Linked DNA regions of Homo sapiens: regions 1 and 3 are each linked to region 2. A link is a contact called in ENCODE Hi-C or POLR2A ChIA-PET data. All regions are on one chromosome and are shown on one strand. Each heading gives the region's core, a stretch centred on a gene start or an enhancer-like site at or near the end of the contact. The rest is flanking DNA. Distances are from core to core; before and after follow the strand shown. Region 1 holds the start of SPSB3 (splA/ryanodine receptor domain and SOCS box containing 3). Region 2 has its middle 6.6 kb from the start of GNG13. Region 3 holds the start of UNKL-AS1 (UNKL antisense RNA 1).

The links. A loop is a pair of places that touch in the nucleus more often than their neighbours do. ChIA-PET counts read pairs that join two places held with the same protein, here RNA polymerase II (POLR2A). Pooled maps may share reads with other maps.
Region 1: a loop to region 2 is called in a map with no recorded cell type, with 10 times the contacts of the local background. The contact joins the promoter of SPSB3 here to the enhancer-like site in region 2. A Hi-C loop is called at or near these places in 6 of 37 single-sample maps with no recorded cell type and 8 of 50 pooled maps.
Region 3: a loop to region 2 is called in a pooled map, with 6 times the contacts of the local background. The contact joins the promoter of UNKL-AS1 here to the enhancer-like site in region 2. A Hi-C loop is called at or near these places in 1 of 37 single-sample maps with no recorded cell type and 2 of 50 pooled maps. POLR2A ChIA-PET finds 5 or more read pairs at or near these places in 1 of 52 experiments (activated CD4-positive, alpha-beta T cell).

Annotation. Positions count from the first base shown.
Region 1 is chr16:1,781,099-1,785,580 of GRCh38, forward strand. SPSB3 (splA/ryanodine receptor domain and SOCS box containing 3) reads right to left here and starts at 1,473. Exons shown (of 7, transcript NM_080861.4): 1 at 1,404-1,473; 2 at 260-397. The coding sequence starts at 385. It overlaps EME2 (essential meiotic structure-specific endonuclease subunit 2), which reads left to right. Exons shown (of 8, transcript NM_001257370.2): 8 at 1-604. It overlaps NUBP2 (NUBP iron-sulfur cluster assembly factor 2, cytosolic), which reads left to right and starts at 1,862. Exons shown (of 7, transcript NM_012225.4): 1 at 1,862-1,938. The coding sequence starts at 1,923. RefSeq lists silencers at 1,081-1,440, 1,941-2,150, 2,578-2,804 and an enhancer at 1,651-1,800.
Region 2 is chr16:805,004-809,648 of GRCh38, forward strand. No RefSeq gene overlaps it. Among named protein-coding and RNA genes, the nearest start is that of GNG13, 6.6 kb to the left of the region's middle. RefSeq lists a silencer at 2,545-2,754 and an enhancer at 2,835-3,064. Within about 2 kb of position 2,133, at least 33 of the 41 ENCODE cell types and tissues checked have a DNase peak (open chromatin) inside an H3K27ac peak, as active enhancers do.
Region 3 is chr16:1,406,411-1,410,927 of GRCh38, forward strand. It overlaps UNKL-AS1 (UNKL antisense RNA 1), which reads left to right and starts at 1,984. Exons shown (of 2, transcript NR_188570.1): 1 at 1,984-2,482. The region is part of intron 2 of UNKL (unk like zinc finger); the gene reads right to left. RefSeq lists silencers at 1,762-1,939, 1,818-1,867, 1,918-1,987, 2,258-2,407.

The sequences.
Region 1 (4,482 bases), core at 223-2,722, 980 kb after region 2:
TCAGAGGAGAAAGCACAGTGAAGAATGCAGTGTGTTCTGAGGTCCTGTCACCCCTGAGGCTGTGTGTGTCCTTTGCCAAATTAAAGAGTCTTACTGAATGCGGTGCATCCAGGAGACAGGCCCAGGTTTGGACTGGTCCTCTAGCCTCAGAAGCATCTTTTTCTCCGACTGATTCCGTGTTCAGGTAATGTCTGCCTGCCTGCCTAGGGCATCTCCACACCTTAGGCCAGCCACGTCCGCCTCGCCCGCTGGAACCTACCTGCCCATCAGAGTCGTAGCCCCAGTTAGTGGAGCCTGCTAGAGCCACGGCCCGGGCATCTGCGTCTCGGCGGGCTGCACTCAGGACGAAGTGCCAGGCCCTGCTGTTCCGGGGGCGTCTGGCCATGGTGGAAAGAATCTAGAAGAAAACACAGGCTCTGGGCAAAGGAAGACTCACAGCACTCCCAGCCCTGAGCTTCCAGGCTGGGCCACGGACCCACTCAAAGTGGGGACTGCAGGGGCCGCACCGGTGCCCAGCCAGGGCTCCAGAACGCTTCAGGAGCCCGTACCTCACTCCAGGATCTGAGCAGCTCAATAAAACCCAGGTAGATCCTGTGAAACGCCACCCAGACACCCATGACTCCGGAATGCGAATCCCAGCCCCTCTCTCCGGTTCCACCTCACGAACCTGGCTGCCCCGCCCGCCTGTCCCGCAGGCATCTAAAACCTCCACTCGCTCCTCCTCTGTCGTCCGGTTTGACAAATGGCATCTCCGGCCTCCCAGTTCCTCATGCCAGAAGCACCGTGACCGCTCCCCGACACCTTCCCCTCACGCCCGGCCCGACCGCCGCACCCGCCTGCATCCTCCTCCCGCCACCGTCTCCTGGGCCGCGCAGCTCGCCTTCCCCTCCGCTCGCTACCGCCAGGGCTCCTCGTGAAACACAAATCTTAAAACCTGCTCAGCGCTGGCCGCTGTTATGGTATAAAATGCAAAAGGCTGCGAGGGCCAGGTCTGCGCTTCCCAGGCCACCTGCCTGGCACCTCCCTCGCCAGCTCCGGGGTTCCCGCCTAGCCTTCCAGGGCCGACCCCTGCGCCGGGCTCGCGGCTGGCAACGCCCGCTGGGCCCCGGGTGGGGTTCCAGGGAGGCCGGGGCGGATCGCGGCGCCCGGACCGCCGAACCCTGCCCAGCCCCAGGCGAGCGCGTGTGCAGCGGGAGCCGCCCTCCCCGGCGGCAGCCCGGCCTGGCTGTTCCCTCCCGCGGGCGCGCGGGTTCCGGAGTCGGCGGCACCGGGGAAGCCTCTCTCGGGCGCGGCCCTCCGGAGAGGAACAAAGGCGGCGCCCTGGCCGCGCTGCTACCGCCGCGCCCGCAAGGTCAGCGCGCCCGCCCAGAGCCCGAGACGTCGGCCCGTGCCCCGCCACTCACCTGCAGCCCCCGCTGCGCGCTCCGCCGGCCCGGCCCTGACCCACTTTCCGCCCCGGAGCGAGACGTAAACAATCCCCGCCCCCTGCGCCCATTGGCTCCGGCGGCGAGGGGCGGGCACACCTGTCTCGGAGCTTCGGGAGAGGGGGCGGGAGTCGGGTGACAAAGCTATTGCCGAGAGGTTTCAGGAACTGTCAGTCCTAATCCAACGTTCCTATTGGTCAGTTCCCAAGCGGTTGGAGACAAAGCTCGCGCGCACATTGGACCCGGGTGGGAGGTGGTACCGCAGGCCGCGTTGACCGGAAAGTAGGTCCGTGTCATCGTCTGCGCCGGAACCTGCGGGACCGGATCGAGAGCTCCTCCGGCAAGCTGATTGGCTGGGACAGCAGGATTAGGCCTGTCAAGAAGAGCCACGGGCGGGCACGCACTGCCCATTGGTTGGAAGGCCCTTCGCTCTAGCTGGGAGGCTGACGGCCCGCGGGCGTAAGCGGACTGCAGCCGCGAGCTCCTGGAGGCGGCGGGATGGAGGCGGCGGCCGGTGAGTGGCGGGCCAGGGTGCGGAGCCGCTCCAGGGCCTCGCTTGGGGCCCCGCCGCGTCCCTTCCCGGGGCGGCCTCGCTGCGTCGCGCGCCTCCGGTGCGACCATCACCGGCCGGCGTGGCTGGGCCGGGCCAGAGGCCGCGGCGCGGGCATTTTCTAAACAGGGTCGTTTCCCGCGTGCTCCTGCTTCGATGTGGAAGCTCCGTGATCTCGGAGGGCCTGAGTCGTGGAGTTGGGGGAGCTTTTAAAGTTAACTTTGTTGAGCACCGCGTTGTAGGCGGGCGCGGTGGCGCCTGTGGGCCCCGCTATCCTGGAGGTCGCGGTTGCAACTGCACCGCAGCCCGGGCAAGAGCGAGACCCTGTCTCTAAATAAATCACACGCGCGCAGTCATGAAAGTAAGACGGACGCCAGAATCTCACATGCTTTTAAGTTCTTTGTGGAAGTGGCGCTCTCAGTGTTCAGAAAAGTGTAAGTTGCGCGGGACAGAATTCACACCAGTGGGGACGATCCGTTCGCCAGATCAGCGCCGTGGGCCCTCCTGAGTAGTGGGAGCCGCATTTATCTTCTAAGAGACCTCGAGTCCGATACCAAAAGGAAAACATTCCTCGGACAGCAAGGTCTTGCAGCACAACTCTGACAGATTAGAAACCGAGTGCTGGAGTCTTTTGTTTTTGAGACGGAGTCTCGTTCTGTCGCCCAGGCTGGAGTGCAGTGGCGCGGTCTCGGCTCACTGCCAGCTCCGCCTCCCGGGTTCACGCCATTCTCCTGCCGCAGCCTCCCGAGTAGCTGTGACTACAGGCGCCCGCCACCACGCCCGGCTAATTTTTTGTATTTTTAGTAGAGACGGGGTTTCACCGTGTTAGCCAGGATGGTCTCGATCTCCTGACCTCGTGATCCGCCCGTCTCAGCCTCCCAAAGTGCTGGGATTACAGGCGTGAGCCACGGCGCCTGGCCCAGTGCTGGAGTCTTATTCCAGAGGAGAAGCCTGGAAAAGCCTGTCCTTATTATCAGGACGGATTTACTACAAAGTAAGGATATTACTGAGATTGATAGAAGCTTTTTTTTTTTTTTGAGACAGGGTCTTAACTGTCGCCAAGGCTGAAGTGCAGTGGCACGATCATAACTCACTGCAGCCTTGACCTCCTGGGCTCAAGCGACCCTCCCACCTCAGCCTCCTGAGCACCTGGGACCACAGGATGCACCACCCCGCTTGGCTACATTTTTAATGTGTAGACATGGGGTCTGAATACGTTATTGAGAGTGGTGCGGAACTCCTCCTGGACCGAAATGATCCTTCCACTTTGGCCTCTCAGAGTGCTGGGATTACTGGCGTGAGTCACTGCACCTAGTCCAAGCTTTCGTTTTTTTGTTGGGGGGAGACGGAGACTCGCTCCGTTGCCCAGGCTGGAGTGCAGTGGCACAATCTCGATGACGGCTCACTGCAATCTCCACCTCCCAAGTTCAAGCAGTTCTCCTGCCTCAGCCTCCCAAATAGCTGGGATAACAGGCACACGCCACCACGCCTGGCTAATTTTTTTTGTATTTTTAGTAGAGACAGGGTTTCGCCATGTTGGCCAGGCTGGTCTCGAACTCCTGACCTCAGGTGATCCACCCACCTCGGCCTCCCAAAGTGCTGGGATTACAGGCGTGAGACACCGCGCCCGGCCCCAAGCTTTCTTTAAACGGGGAAAATATGCACATAAAAATTCAAAAGGCCTAGGCTGGGCAAGTTGGCTCATGCCTGTAATCCCAGCACTTTGGGAGGCCGAGGCGGGCAGATCACTTGAGGTCAGATTTGAGACCAGCATGGCCAACATAGAGAAACAGTCTCTACGAAAAAAATAAAAAATTAGCTGGGCATGGTGGCGCACGCCTGTGGTCCCAGGTACTCTGGAAGCTGAGGCGTGGGAGGCTGAGGCACGAGAATTGCTTGGACCCAGGAGGCGGAGGTTGCAGTGAGCCGAGATTGCGCCACTGTACTCCAGCCTGGGCGACAGAATGAGACCCCCTCTCAAAATAAAAATATACATTTACTGTAAAAATATATTTGTCCACCACGTGGAATGATCTGGATTTGCTAACCCATAAAGCTGACCGGGACTCATTGTCCATGGAGAGCGCACTCGCCTTCCTCGGGGAGATGGTGCTTCGCCTCCTTCCTGCACTTCCAGCCCCACTGCCCCACCCGGCAGGCTCATGCTGACTGTGCTTTGCTGACAATCTGCTTAGGAGCTGCCTCAGTTTGCTGAGAAGTGAAATGTTCTTGGGGGAACCCTCAGGGTTGTTGTCCCGGTTCCTGACACTAAGGCCTGCATTTACCATGGTGCTCAGCCCAACACACCAGACAGGCACCATTCCCCCACCTCTGCCAACGAGGAGAGCCCCTGGGGGTTAACACTGCCGCTGGTGCCAGCACTGATGGCAGCATGGCAGTCAGGACCCAGGCCTGACAGAGTCCCCGGCAGCTACAGAAGTGCATGCTCCCTCTCTGCACGGGCCACTTCTGGTACCTCTTGGTGTTGAAGTAATTTAAGTCAGAACC
Region 2 (4,645 bases), core at 883-3,382:
TCCCTTGAGCCTGGAAGGTGGAGGCTGCAGTGAACTGTGATCATGCCACAGCTCACAACAGGGAGACCTTGTCTCAAAAAAAAAAAGGGATGACAAAGGTCCCGTGATTTTGCCTAAGGACACCTAGAAGTTAAGACGGTGTGTTCTGGCCTCTGGCTGTCCCCACGGCTTCATTCAAACATCCCGGGCTGGGTGGCCACCACTGTAAGTGCATCAGGGCCCAAGGACCCGCCTGTACCTCTAACCACAGGACATGCTGTGAATCCAGGTTGGCCTCTAAGACCCTGGATGGGTCACGCCACAGCCCATCAGGGATCCTGGGACCCCCAGTGCAGGGGATGGCCCTGCTGCTGCTTCCGGGGCTAGGGAAACCACAGAATGTCCAGTCTTCCAAATCTGATTGGCAAATGGGTTTGGCAGAGCCTAGCCAGATGCTAGGATGGCCCGAACTGACCAGAAGCCCCCGTGCAGAGGTGGCTGCTGGGGACAGCCAGGTCACCCCAACACGGGTGGGGCAGCTGCACACCCCACTTACCACCCCATGGGTCACAGGCCTCGAACGTGCATCCTGCTACGTGGAGACCAGACCACAGGTGGCCAAGCTCCGTCTCGGGAAATAAGCCTGGGGCCCTGGGCGGCCGGCACTCACTTCCTGGCTATCTCTACCACCCCATGGGGCAGGAAGACACCCGCCTGCATTTCTGAGCTCCCAACCAGCTCAGGAACAGCGCAGCCGCTCGCAAATGCAGTGTGCGAGGTACAGACCGTTCCAGGGCCTGGCCTGCGCCCACAGGGAACTCCTGCCATGCGGGCCCCTTCTCACAAGGGGACACCGCCCACCCCCAACCCCTGGGGCCCAGAGCAGCCCCAGAACAGACACAAGCATCCCAAAAAGGGGGTCACTGGGGTAGATGCACACATCTGGGGACCCTGTGTGTCATCCCAAGTGGGCCATAGCCCTGGGCATCTGGTCTTAGGTCCCAGGGCTTTGCCAGCAGAAGCCTCCAGGTGTGCAGGGTCTGTGCTAGAGGCCTCCAACCGGCCACCATGGGCTGTCCACCCGTGTGGCAGCACCCGGGTCCCTGCAGCGCCTGAGACTCCTCGCACTCAGTGGACAGCAGAGCGCCCCTGAGCAGCCTCGGTATCTGCAGATGCACAAGGCTGGCTGGGGCAGAAGCAGGGGAGGGAGGGGCTCTGAGGAAGGCGCCTGCGTCCCCACAGATCAATCACTTGATGTTTGACATGACCTGCAAACGTTTTATTTGCAAAATACAGAGAGTAGACGACAGGAAGTAGCGGCTTACACCTGTAATCCCAGCACTTATGGAGGCCAAGGCGGGAGGATCCCTTGAGCTCAGGAGTTGGAGACCAGCCTGGACAACAAAGTGAGACCCTGTCTCTACAAAAAAATACAAAAATTAGCTGGGTGTGGTGGTGCGCACCTGTGGTCCCAGCTATTGGAGAGGCTGAGGTGGGAGGATTGCTTGAGCCTGGGAGGTGGAAGCTGCAGTGAGCTGAGATAATGTCACTGCACTCCAGCCTGGGCAACAGAGTGAGACTCTGTCTCAAAAAAAGTTGAGGCCGGGCATGGTGGCTCACATATGTAATCCCAGCACTTTGGGAGGCCAAAGTGGGCAGACCACCTGGCCAACATGGTGGAAACCTGTCTCTACTAAAAATACAAAAATTAGCCAGGGGTGGTGGCCTGCGCGCCTGTAGTCCCAGTTACTCGGGAGGCTGAGGCAGGAGAATCACTTGAACCCAGGAGGTGGAGGTTGCAGTGAGCCGAGATCATGCCATTGCACTCCAGCCTGGGCAACAGAGGGAGACTCCATCTCAAAAAAAAAAAAAAAAAAAAAAAAAAAATGTTTGGGCCGGGGGCGGTGGCTCACGCCTGCAATCTCAGCACTTTGGGAGGCGGAGGCAGGCGGATCACGAGGTCAGGAGGTTGAGACCATCCTGGCCAACACGGTGAAACCCTGTCTCTACTAAAAAAAATATACAAAAAAATTAGCCAGGTGTGGTGGCGGGCGCCTCTAGTCCCAGGTACTCGGGAGGCTGAGGCAGGAGAATGGCGAGAACCCGGGAGGCGGAGCTTGCAGTGAGCCGTGATCGCGCCGCTACACTCCAGCTTGGGTGACAGAGCGAGACTCCGTCTCAAAAAACAAAACAAAACAAAACAAAACAAAAACAAGTTTGGAGCCACGCGGCCACAAGCCTCTTAAGGACGCCTGGAGCTCCCAGAGCCCCCAGGAGCTCAAAGAGGCAGGAAGGGTCCTCCCTATAGCCTCTGGAGGGATCGTGGCCCCCATTACCTTTTCAAAATGTCACCTCTCCCCGCGGTGTGACCCTCGAAAGCTAGACGTGCCCAGGAGGCAGCAGCCCAGGCCCCGCACCTTCCCTCCCGCTCCCTCTGGCCGCCGGGCCTCAGCCAGCGCTGCTCCCTGACCCGCCTGTGCCCTCGCCAGGGCCCCTCGCCGCCGCCTCCTGCCGCCTCCCGATATGGCCAAACACCCGGGCGCGAGCCCCGCGTGCAGGCGCCGGGCCTGGGCCCCTGTGGCCGTCCCGCCAGCGGCCGTCTTCTGTCCCTGCATTTAGAGAAGGGGGATGGCAAAGGGACCCGCCAGCGGATCCCTCTTACAGGTGGGGAAACTGAGGTAAGACGGTCAGGGCTGGCCCCAGGGCGTGGCGGGCCCTCGGGGCAGTCGCCCAGACCACCCGGACGGCCCCGCTCGCAGCCTTCGCCCGCCCCGGCCAACTTTTCAACCGACCGTCGCGCGCCGTTTACTTCCGCCTTGGGAGATAATTTCCGGGTCCCGGCAGGAAAGGGTCAGCCGCGCACGGTGGCCGCCCGCGTGACGTCAGCGCTCGTCGCAGCCATCTTGGCTCCTGGCAGCGGCTGCCCAGGCCTCGGTCGTGGGCTGGGCGGCCATGTTGGAGTCGGGCAGGGCTCTCATATCCGGTCACTCTCCACTGGCGATGATCGATTGCATTTGACGGACGCGACGCTGGTCGAGAGTCGCTCGCGTTGCTCGACGTTTTCTGCAACTCCAGGACCGTAAAATATCTCGAAGACGGCGAAAGTCGCAGACCCCTGCAGAATCAGATGATCCAGAAGGATGCCCGCTGTCTTTTTGGTCCATTTCAGTTGTAAACCAAGAAGTAGCCGGGACAGGCCTCGGTGGGCTTCGGAGCGTGGCTCGGCAAGGTCGAGGTCGCGCCTGGGGGGACAGGTCGATGCCTTTCTCCAGAGATGGTTTTGAGGCCTCCGTATTTAAAGGGGGAAAGCGGGCTGCGGGGTAAGGAAGGCTCCGGTCCTGTTTCTGAGCCCACGGTGGGAAGAGAAAAGGAGGGGCGGGGGGTGGGGGGCTGGGGTCGCCGATGATGCGTCCGCAAGATGAGGGCAATGGAGAGTGAGATCTGACCTCGCGTCTGTAGTTACCTGCCCAACAACACAGGGAGAGGCAGTAACTTGACCGGCTCCGTCTTCGGCTTCGTTCTGTCCTTTTGGCAGCCTGAATTGGGGTCCTGAGCTTTTACTTTCACACCGTCCTCCACAGTTTCCTAAATGGGATCTGGAATGCTTCTTCCCTGGCACGCCTGTGAGATCTGAGGCAGAAGCCAGTGTACAGAAACAGGTGTCGCATCAGTAGGCATTCTCCAGAGGCCGACCAATATATTGGAGAGACGGATTAATAGACGGATGATAGTGGGTTTGTCAGGGGAATTGGCCCATGCGGTTAGGGAGGCCGAGAAGTCCCGGGAGGGATGCCATCTGCAAGCCGGAGACCTGGGATGCTGGCAGCCTGGCTCGGTCCAAGTCAGGAAACGGAAGAACCAGGGGAGCTAAAGGTGTGACTCAGGCCAGGGCTGAAAGCTGAGAATCCAAGGAGCCGCTGGTGTTAAGTCCTGGAGTCCCAAGGCTGGGGGCCCTGTCCAAGGGCAGGAGGAGGAAGAGAGAGTCCCAGCGCCAGGAACAAGAGCAGAACTTCTTTTCCCTCTTTTTTTTTTTTTTTTTGACAGAGTCTCGCTCTGTCTCCTAGGCTAGAGACAGAATGCAGTGCAGTGGCACGACCTCAGCTCACTGCAGCGTTCACCTCCCAGGTTCAAGCGAGTCTCCTGCCTCAGTCTGCAGAGTAGCTGGGACTACAGGTGCATGCCACCATGCCTGGCAATTTGTTTTGTATTTTTTAGGAGAGATGGGGTATCACCATGGCCAGGCTAGTCGCGAACTCCTGACCTCAAGTGATCCGCCTGCCTCAGCCTCCCAAAGTGCTGGGATTACAGGCGTGGACCATCGTGCCCAGCCCCTTTTTGTTCTATCTGGGCCCCCAGGCGATTGATGGTATCCGCCCCCATGGAGGGTCTTCCCCTTGGTCCCCCGACCCCCAGGCAGGCTCCTCTGGAAACCCCCTCGCAGACACACCCAGAAGCAGCGCCTTATGAGGTCTCTAGGGATCCCTTCACCCAGCCAAGTAGGTGCTTGAGATGACCCACGGCAGGTCGGACATCTCCCTCCTCGTCCACTAGGACAGTGTCTGATTTGCCCTCTTTCCCTCCCTGCATAAGCTGATCCAGAGAATTGTCACAAGACAGAGTTACAAATTTAGTTTAAAGATCCTCGTGGGCTCCATTCGTGATGCTA
Region 3 (4,517 bases), core at 734-3,233, 600 kb after region 2:
CCATGTTGACCAGGCTGGTCTTGAACTCCTGACATCAGGTGATCCGCCTGCCTTGGCATCCCAAAGTGCTGGGATTACAGGCGTGAGCCACCGCGCCCGGCCTAATTTTTTTGTAGAGACAGAATCTTGCTGTTTCCCAGGCTGGTCCCAAACTCCTGGGCTCAAGCGATCCACTTGCCTAGGCCTCCTGAAGTATTTGGACTGCAGGTATGAGCCACTGCACCCGGATGCCTCTGAGTTTTAAAGACTGCTCGCACGTCCCAGGCCGGCCGTGGGCTTTCCTCTTGCTCCCAAAGCCCAAGCTCATCATGAGATCAGTTTAAACAGCAAATTCTACACACCCTGAAGTGAGTGGAACTTTCACCTACGCCTTAGGTCCTAAGGCATTCAACATTTTAAAATTAAATATTGCAAGAGGATCTTTTAATAGAAAGATCAGACTCCTGGCCGGGCACAGTGGCTCACGCCTGTCATTCCAGAACTTTGGGAGGCTGAGGCAGGTGGACCACCTGAGGTCAGGAGTTAAGAGATCAGCCTGGCCAACATGGTGAAACCCCATCTCTACTAAAAATACACACATACACAAAAATTAGTTGGGCATGGTGGCGCACGCCTGTAATCCCAGCTACTCGGGAGGTTGAGGCAGGAGAATCACTTGAACCCGGGAGGTGGATGCTGCAGTGAGCCGAGATCGTGTCACTGCACTCCAGCCTGGGTGACAGAGGGAGACTCGATCTCAAAAAAAAGAAAGAAAGAAAAAAAAAAGATCAGACTCCAGACCCGCCAGATACAAGCAGCAACAGTTAATCTTAGAAATGGATACTTGGAAAAGTTTCTCCTCCCACCAGTTACTCACAGAATGCACAGTGGAGACCCAGCTAGGCACACCCCGGACCCATCCAGACAGGAGTTCTGCACCTGCCGGACGACAGAGGCCTGGGGAGGCGCACAGGGCAAGCGGGAAGTGTCAGGTCTGTCAGGTGACACCGCCAAACAGAGCTCTGGAAAGAAGACAGAGGCCGGGCGCAGTGGCTCATTCCTGTAATCCCAGCACTTTGGGAGGAGAGGTGGGTGGATTACTTGAGCCCAGGAGTTCGAAACCAGCAAGACCCCACCCCTACAAAAAATACAAAAATTCAGCTGGGCGTGGTGGTGTGCGCCTATGGTCCCAGCTACTTTGGAGGCTGAGGTGGGAGGATCACTTGAGCTCAGGAGGTTGAGGTTGCACTGAGCCAAGATCACACCACTGCACTCCAGCCTGGGCGACAGAGTGAGGCCCTGTCAAAAAAAAAAAAAAAAGGACAAACCTGTGTCTGTGTGTCAATCTGGAAAAGTGGCACCACAGGAATGGGGCAAGCCTGTTTTTTCTGAGAACGAGACCCAGGGTGGCTGCAGGGCCACAGTGCAGGAGCGCTCTTCTGGACAGGGGTGGGCTGGCAGATGGCCACTCGTTCTGTGGCTACACAGCTGCAGGCCACGTGTATTTTTTTTTCCCAATGAAAATGGGCCTAGAGGCTGGGCATGGTGCCTCAGGCCTGTAATCTCAGGACTCTGGGAAGCCTAGGCATATGGATCGCTTGGGTACTCCGGAGGCTGAGGCACGAGGATCAGCTGAGTCCAGGAGGCAGAGGTTGCAGTGAGCCAAGATCGAGCCACGGCACTCCAGCCTGGGAGACAGAGCCAGACCCTGGCTCAAAAGAAAAACAAAAAAAAGATGGACCCTGGAGAGGCCCGGGGTCCCGCGGGGCGCCTTTTCTATTTCTTTACCGCAATCTGTTTAAAGAGAAAAGCAAGCGCCTGCCCCTCAGCTACACCCCCGGGGCCTCAAGGCCACGCCCACATGGGAGCTGCCCCCCCCCCCAACGACCAGGACGGTTCCCACGGGGGCGGGGCTTCACACGTGACCCGGGACAGCCAATCGCGGGCGCGCAGCGGAGGGGCGTGTCGCGCGGAACAAAAGGCCTTTCCCGAGCGGGGCGGGGCGGGGCCGAGATCACGCTGATGCCCACAGGACCGGCACGGCGTGGGGTGCAACAAGGGGCAGCCACCCACCTAGGAAAGGGTGCACAGTGGGGGCACCCACGGGGGCAGGCACCGGAGGGGGTGCCCACAGAGGATAGAGGACGCCGAGAAGTGACCTGGGGAGCCATAGGATGAGGAAGAGAGAAGAGATGACAGCAGGGGCTGTAGGAGGTCACCCTCCACGGAGGGAGGGGTGACGGCAGAGGCGTCCGCAGGAGCTGGTACCGGTGGGGCTGCCCCCAGGGGGGGCTGACAGAGGCAGCAACTGAGCAGGCAGGGGTGGAGCGAGGTGCCAGCCTGCCGTGGAAAGGAGACGCCAGCAGCGGGGGGCCCTCCTGGGGTCCCAGTCCTGCTCTGCCCCACAGCTCAGCCCCAGCACCTCCAGCCACAACCAAGAGCAACGCCTGATACGGGCTAAGGGTCTCTGCTCTCTGATACACATTCATGTGTAAAATAACAGGTTGGTAGTATCAACACCCAAAATAGAAATTTCTTTTTTTTTTTTTTTGAGTCTTGCTCTGTCGCCAAGGCTGGAGTGCAGTGGCGCGATCTCGGCTCACTGCAACCTCCGCCTCCCACGTTCACGCCATTCTCCTGCCTCAGCCTCCCAAGTAGCTGGGACTACAGGTGCCCGCCACCATGCCCAGCTAATTTTTCTGTATTTTTAGTAGAGACGGGGTTTCACCATGTAGGATGGTCTCGATCTCCCGACCTCGTGATCTGCCCGCCTCGGCCTCCCAAAGTGCTGGGATTACAGGCGTGAGCCACCGCGCCCAGCCAAAATAGAAATTTTAAAAACCAATGAACTAAAGAAAAGGAAGGCCCTGTCCTTATTCTGAACGTTCCTTTATTTACAAATTCCGAGGCAACCCTTAATGAGAACCAGAACGGGTACTTCAATAGGACAAACTGGCTATTCCCTTTGTTCAGCGATGAGAAAGTCCCACTCCCGTGGAATGAAGGATAATTATGGAGGAGAGATCTCAGGGGAGGCAGCCTGTCAGACACTTCCTAAAGGGCCGGTCGAAGCAAGTCATTCACACGCTACAAACAAAATCTTAAATAAAATAAGGAAATTTCCTTACTATGTGTGCATATACCCAGGTATCCAAAACAAAACACCAAACAGGCATCTTAGCCCCACTTACCACCCTCAATTATAAACTGTAAGCCATTCAGACAGCAGGCTAATATTTTTGTAATGATGTTATGGAACTGCTACTTGAGCACAGCTTGAAGTGACCACCTAGAGGCAGGCGCTTACTACAGCACTGTCCATCCCTGTAAGAACTGGATACCACCCTGTGCCTAGCAGTGAGGCTGAGTCCACACCAAGACACCCAGACTCCGCAACAAAAACTTATGAGGCCGGGCGCGGTGGCTCATGTCTGTAATCCCAGCACTTTTGGAGGCCAAGGCTAGCGGATCACCTGAGGTCAGGAGTTCAAGACCAGCCTGGCCAACATGGTGAAACCCATCTCTACTAAAAACACAAAAATTAGCCAGGCATGGTGGCACACGCCTGTAATCCCAGCTACTCAGGAGGCTGAGGTACAATAATTGCTTGAACCCAGGAGGCAGAGGATACAGGAGCCCAGATCGCACCACTTCACTCCAGTCTGGTAGATAAAGCGAGAGCGAGACTCCATCTCCAAAAAAAGAAACAGTTATGAAAAGATGCTTTCTCGCCGGGTGCAGGGCTGCACACCTGTAATCCCAGCACTTTGGGAGGCTAAGGTGGGAGGACTGCTTAAGTCCGGGAGGTCGAGGCTGCAGTGGGCTGTAATGGCACCACTGCACTCCAGCCTGGGTGACAAAGCAAGACCCTGTCTCAGAAAAAAAAAAAAAAGAGAGAAAAAGATGCTTTATCTTTATGCATTAAAAGCATCACCTGGCCAGGCACGGTGGCCCATGCCTGTAATCCCAGCACTTTGGGAGGCCGAGGCGGGTGGATCACCTGAGGTCAGGAGTTCGAGACCAGCCTGACCAACATGGAGAAACCCCATCTCTACTAAAAATACAAAATTAACCGGGCGTGGTGGCACATGCCTGTAATCCCAGCTACTTGGGAGGCTGAGGCAGGAGAATCGCTTGAACCCGGGAGGTAGAGGTTGCGGTGAGCCGAGATCACGCCACTGCACTCCAGCCTGGGTGACATAGAGTGCTGCCAATCAGTGCCCTGTATTCAACACTGGAGTGGGGTCAGACAGGCTGGGTGCTCGTCTTCACACTTCCAGGACCCCCACACCAGAGTTAAGCAGCAGTGGCCCTACTTGCAACTCAGGATCCCAGGTCTGGGCAGATAAGGGGCTTGACCAAGGGAAATCAGGGGCTGAGCCCAGACATCAACTAGACAAATACCTGCCTTTGAAAGCCCCATTTGCGGAAAACAGTGGCTTAAAAACCAATTCAATTATGCACTTTCAGAACCGCCTTGAAGTACATCACCATCCTAACCAAAATGGGCTGACTACATTATTTCAAGTTTAGGCATC